2 separate regions of the Homo sapiens genome follow, and region 2 is linked to region 1. A link is a contact called in ENCODE Hi-C or POLR2A ChIA-PET data. All regions are on one chromosome and are shown on one strand. The core of a region is the stretch at or near the end of the contact, and the rest is flanking DNA. Distances in the headings are between cores, read along the strand shown.

Region 1 (2,890 bases), core at 179-2,678:
CGGGCATGGTGGCATGCACCTGTAGTCCCAGCTACTCAGGAGTCTGAGGCAGGAGAATTGCTTGAACCTGGGAGGCGGAGGTTGCAGTGAGCTGAGATCGTGCCACTGCACTCCAGCCTGGGTGACAGAGCTAGACTCCGACTCAAAAGAAAAAAAATTTTTGGTAGACTCCTATGTGCCATTTCTGGAGAACTGAAATAGTAGTGGACATACATAGGATTCATTTTAGTGTAGATATGACTTTTTAGTGAAACTTGAAGTCCTACTTCCTGTGTGTGAAATAGGGTAATAGGATCACACCCGAAGAAATGCCGCCTTGTTCAAAAGTGACAGGATCGCTGTTCAGTTTGGAATATTGGAAAGTGGGCAGGTTTATTTGGAAGCACTTTGTTTTTACTATATGTGTAAAACTCCAGGGAGCATTGAATAGGATATGAGGTGCTCCCTTTGGCTGTGCATTAGCAACGTGGCAGTTACTGATCTGTCATTTACTTTGAAAAGGAATTACAAAGTTTTGGCCTCATGCCTGGAGTAGCTCCAGATGGTCAGAAAAGATTTTTGTACTGAAGTCAGAAAGTATATTGCAGTGATAGAATTGGGCTTGTCATGTTTATATTAGAACACTGGCTTCCCACTTTATTCCTCTGCAAAGTTTTTCTTTCTTTCTTTTTTCCCAGAGAGTGAGGGGAGGAAATTGTTGCTTTAGAGTTATGAGTCTAATATTTGGAATACTGTTGTTCTTGGTGATAATGATGTAGAGGTATGATTATGTGGTTAATGTAGTTACTTTGTCAACCTAAATACCCCTGATTCTTAGTATTTACAAAGGATGCATGAAGGCTTGGAATGTAGAGATACACCAAGACCATTGTAGCTGATGTAGAAATGCAGGTAAGAAGCTTCATTTGGGTTGCGTTTGCTTGTCTGATAACCTGGCTGTTAGCCCACAACTGTTATTTAGTAGCTTACCAAACTTCATCTGTTCTGTCTTCCCATGATTCTGTGGTTGCTAGGGGTAATGATGACGTTTGGGTGTTCAATATGGGTGGGAGGTGGGCCTGGGGAGATGAGCAGTGAGGCGATAATGATACTAACACCAAGTTTTGCCATTTTAGGCATTAGAGCATCTTAAATTCCACATATGATCTTGTGTACCTTCATATCAACCCTGGAAGGGGAACGATGTGATTCCTATTTTCCTGATGAGAAAACTGAGACTTTGGGAGGTAATATCTGCCCAAGGCAATATCTAGGTAACTCCCTTCTGCAGCCTGTTTACATATAGTTTTGGCGAAAATGACTACAATTTCCTGTCCTTTCAGGACAGAGGTGGCTACAGGCTTCAGGAAATAAAGCTCATTTTCCTCTGGGAAACTCAGGACTTGTCTGGGTTGAGCCATTTAGTAAAGCTTGGTCACAAGGCTCAGATTAAGACCTGGATCTACGTGCTGCTGTTCCCAGACTGCTTTCAGTTACTCTTGTGGTTACTGAGTAACTTGGGAGTTAGAAGAACATTAACAAAGTTTTGTGTTTTCGAAGAAAATGCTACACATGGAGAAGTGACACTAAGTTGCATACTTCAGAAAGGAATTTTTATCTGTTTTGAGATTCTGGTCTATACATTGAAAATGAACTAATTTTGATTATTATACTTTTAATTGGTTGCACGAGTGTGTGAACATAGGCAGCTCTTTTGAAGCACTTTTACTGAAAAGTGTAAAAATTTTTGTTGCTGTTGTTCAGTAGCAGACATATACAATACTCTCTTTTTGAGACATACACAATATTCTCTTATTGTGGATTTAGGGGTCTTGTACCAGATCACCCTTTTCTCAGATTGCAGCTCTTCCTCCTTGCTTTATGTAGAGTGGTTTCTAACTTGGTTCTTTCTCCTGTGCAGATATAAGACTTGGTCCGCAGTCTCCTACCCTCACCCAGTCTTCCATGAGCTATCAAAATCCTCCTCTAGGCTTTTATTATTTTGCTTCCTAATTTTGTCCTTTTAAATTTCCACTGTTTAGATATTATTCAGACAGCAGTGGTATTTTTCTGTATATAATGTGGCGCTGTAATTAGTTTGAGTTCTTTTGGGGTTGTGTCTTAAACAGCGAGAATGGCCTGATTGATGTGCTTTTTGAAGTCTTACTACCTTTTTGATGAGAAGGATGAAAGTGGTGTGGAGATGAGTTTGTCTGGCTTACTGTAAATCTGATCTGTGAGGCTTTTCTGCGTTCACTAAGGCACCAGAGTCGGACTCTGCTTTTTTTCTTGTTTGATGTTACTTTATTACACTTATGAATGAAATACTAATGCTGTTATTTTATAGAAGATCATAAAATAAAAGTACACTTTCTTAGTGTTTTATGTTTCTTTAAAAAGATAATTACCGTGAGTCATAGAGCTACAATTACATCAAGAGTTTCCTATACGAAGCAAAGTCTCTGGTGGGTTTTTGGTACAGTCTTTGCACCTGGATCAGTGGAGCAAAATGTCATCACACTTGAAAAAAAAATTACTTAACAGGCCCATTAAGAATCTTCAGAAGTTTGCATCTTGTTAGGGATTTGTGGTCCAAGAGTTAGTACTACAGAACAGGCTCTTTTGTAGACCTAGGGAAACCAGTTTGTTTCTCTGCCACTTAACCTGCAAGACTTATTATAGGTGTTTCCTTCTCCTGTCTGTTTTGAAGAGACTTCCTCTGGGAATTAATGGTAGAATACTTATGACTCCTGAGAGCAGAGAACGTTCAGGCCATCATCATCTTCTCCCTCTGGGCTGTACATGGCCTCCCTGTGTCTCTACTGCCTGTCATACCTCCCCACTCCTCCACCTCAGTCACAGGGCGACTGCCTTGCTTTCGGTCTACCTTTCCCAACTCTTCAGGCTCATC
Region 2 (2,890 bases), core at 245-2,744, 87 kb after region 1:
GTAGCAGAATCTAATATTTTCATTCTCCCCATCAGTAGAGGAGCTGGTGATATCCACTTGTGGATACTCAGTCCCTGTCTGATCACCAGGTTTGATGAATTGGCCGCTCACTTTAGAGGGTCTGTCAGGCTTCTTCATGTTCACAAATGACTGGAAATAAAAAGGAATACCTTTTACATCACCAACTCTCTAAGTACCTATATAACATTTCGGTTTGTTTTGGCTGCCAATTCCTCTTCACAAAAATCGCTGGTTTTGCAGCCATAGGTGGCCTCCTGGCTCTGTGTGGTTTTCTCCCTTTACTGGCTCACTCTTCATGCCCATATTGCTGTAGACCTCTCTTAGAAGCCTCACCCCTTCACTCCCCACTCCTTTTGCATTTGGGTTTCTGTGTGTATGTATGGGGTACTTAACGCCTTCTAAGTAGTAGCGCAGTGCCTGGCAAAATTGTCAGAATCAGGATCAGAATCAGACTGCCTTTGCTGTGTTTCCACGGGTGTGTTGCATTGCTTCCTGTCCGTTCTCCATCCATTGCCCATTCTCCGTACCCTTCATGTCCTCAACTACTCCCTGTCTTCACCTCCTGTTTCCTGTTTTTTCTCCTGTTTCTGCCACTCACATTCTCCATGGGAAGGGCTTTTTTTTTTTTTTTTCTTCAAACCTGGTATTTTTGGAGAGAAGGTTTTGACATTGGGGCTGTCTTTTAAGAGCCCTTCCCCTGATAGCAGAGGGGAACGTGCTCAACTTACAAAGTTTCTGAAAAAAATCACACTTCTTCTTTTCACGGGACCCCTGTTTGAAATTTGCAACAAATTAAATGCTTAGGAATCCAGGTGCCTAGGAGCCCTGCTATTTCAGCTCTTTCCCCTTAATCATGTTGGTTTACATGAGGATTGATTTTGGACTCACTGGGCCAGCTACGTGAAATGTGGTATTGTCATTGTCTCTTTGCACAGAACAATTCATTTGCTGCTTGTCGTGAATCCATCCTGTGAGGTATTATGATGACATCTGGCATGGCTTCTTTGTTTACTGTGTTTACCGTATGTGTTTAGAAGGAAAAAGGCCTGTAGTGACCACTTTTCTGTGTCGGCCCCTGGGTCAGGTTTTCCATCCTGACTCATGGGTGTCGGGACCGCTGAGATTGGTTGATGGGGTGTGCAGAATTTCCTCTGTCGGGCTTGGGAGCCAGAAAGCCACGATGAAGTTTGATTTGGCTTGTGGCAGCCTTTTCCAAATGTGAATTTGGATACAGTACAGTAAGCCCTCTAAGAAAAGGAGAAGAAGAGAAAATAATAACTCTAGAGCTGGGAATATCTGGGGAACATTGAAAAACGGGGAAAGTCTCAAAGATAGTATTCTGTGTCTCCCCTGAGCTGGTGTTGCTGTAGTGCTCAGAGGCCAGCCTTTTTTTCCAAGCCGAGTGCTCCCTGCACTTGGGAGAAACCACAGAGGCGGCCTCTGTCCTGCATGTGCTGCACGCTGCCTTGCTCCAGACTGTCTTGAATGTGACCTGGCAGCCAGTGCTGTTTCCTGCTGACGTGGCCTCCCACAACTGAGCAGAACAGAGCCACCTCAGTGTACTGAGGAAGGAGCAGGCTGGGGGCATGAATCACCAGCGGGATACGGAACAAATTCAGAGGGGAAAGCGCCTAACTATTCAGGTTTCCTGGTAGATATACTTAAAAGACACCTTTCTTATAGGAAGGAAGGAGGAGGAAGAAAAACAGGAGTGAAGAATGCCTCAAGAGTCAAACAGTGATTTGTTTGGCCCTAGGAAGGATTTCTTATCAGCAGGAGTTACCTTCTGGGGTAAGCCCCAGTCTGTCTCAAACATCTGAGAGGATGCTTTGAGGAGGCCAGACTGGACTGCAGCCTTCACAGCCACACTGTTGCACAGGTTGGTGGCGATGTGAGCTCTTAGCCCTATCCTGCAGACAGGTAGTAAAGAAACAAAAACCTAAACCAAAAGACTAGAGTTTGTGTCTTGGTGGAAAAAGTTCCCTCAACTTGGTAGGAACTGGAGAAAAGGACTCTGAGAAACTGCTCAGGAGCAAATCCTGTGGCCTAGTTTTCCCTTCAGTGCTGTCAGCTTCCCGCTTGATGCTCGATAAGCGCTTGTTTCAGCCACTACTGAATATTTTTTGAGTTTGCTTATTTGAAGGCATCCAGGACAGCTCCTTGTTACTGTCTTCTAATAGGCCCCCCAAAAGTCATAGTATCACAGAATTTTAGAGTGAGATGGGACTTTAATTGTAATCTGATCGAGACCGTTAATGGTTTCTTTTTTTTTGAGACAGAGTCTTGCTCTGTCACCAGGCTGGAGTGCAATGTTGCAATCTTGGTGCACTGCAACCTCCACCTTCTGGGTTCAAGCCATTCTCCTGCCTCAGCCTCCCGAGTAGCTGGGACTACAGGTGCGTGCCACCATGCCCAGCTAATTTTTGTATTTTTAGTAGAGACGGGGTTTCACCATGTTGGCCAGGATGGTCCTGACCTCGTGATCCGCCGTCCTCCGCCTCCCAAAGTGCTGGGATTACAGTCATGAGCCACCGTGCCCAGGCTATGGTTTCTTCTAAGAAGTGATCGTAGAACTTTGTCTTCAGTTACTCCCACCTGAAAGCCCACTGTACAAAACGTGCAGGTGGAGCTGACTGAGGGCAGAGAGGCCGGAGCCCAGCTGCTCATCTTTCTTTTAGTAGTGGCCCTGGAAACTCTTCCCCTGACCATTCCACACTCCCGCATACTTAATTGAGAAACCACTGATGAAATCTACAACCTTAATTTTATAGGTGAGGGAATTTTACCTTTGGTAGGGTCACGGTGTTAGGTCATTATGATAACTTTCAAGGTGCCTGGGAATAAAAGTTTTATAACTTTAATCTGTCTC

The links. Hi-C counts contacts between places; a loop is a spot of excess contacts on that map. ChIA-PET counts read pairs that join two places held with the same protein, here RNA polymerase II (POLR2A). Pooled maps may share reads with other maps.
Region 2: a loop to region 1 is called in a pooled map, with 4 times the contacts of the local background. The contact joins two enhancer-like sites. A Hi-C loop is called at or near these places in 2 of 168 maps with a recorded cell type or tissue (GM12878 and endothelial cell of umbilical vein), 15 of 37 single-sample maps with no recorded cell type and 6 of 50 pooled maps. POLR2A ChIA-PET finds 5 or more read pairs at or near these places in 9 of 52 experiments (GM10248, GM12878, H1 and 6 more).

The regions. Positions count from the first base shown.
Region 1 is chr3:172,065,188-172,068,077 of GRCh38, forward strand. The region is part of intron 1 of FNDC3B (fibronectin type III domain containing 3B); the gene reads left to right. Among named protein-coding and RNA genes, the nearest start is that of FNDC3B, 27 kb to the left of the region's middle. Within about 2 kb of position 1,429, at least 5 of the 41 ENCODE cell types and tissues checked have a DNase peak (open chromatin) inside an H3K27ac peak, as active enhancers do; they include endothelial cell of umbilical vein, where a contact is called at or near this core.
Region 2 is chr3:172,151,942-172,154,831 of GRCh38, forward strand. The region is part of intron 3 of FNDC3B (fibronectin type III domain containing 3B); the gene reads left to right. Among named protein-coding and RNA genes, the nearest start is that of FNDC3B, 110 kb to the left of the region's middle. RefSeq lists enhancers at 1,338-1,632, 1,345-1,434. Within about 2 kb of position 1,495, at least 36 of the 41 ENCODE cell types and tissues checked have a DNase peak (open chromatin) inside an H3K27ac peak, as active enhancers do; they include endothelial cell of umbilical vein, where a contact is called at or near this core.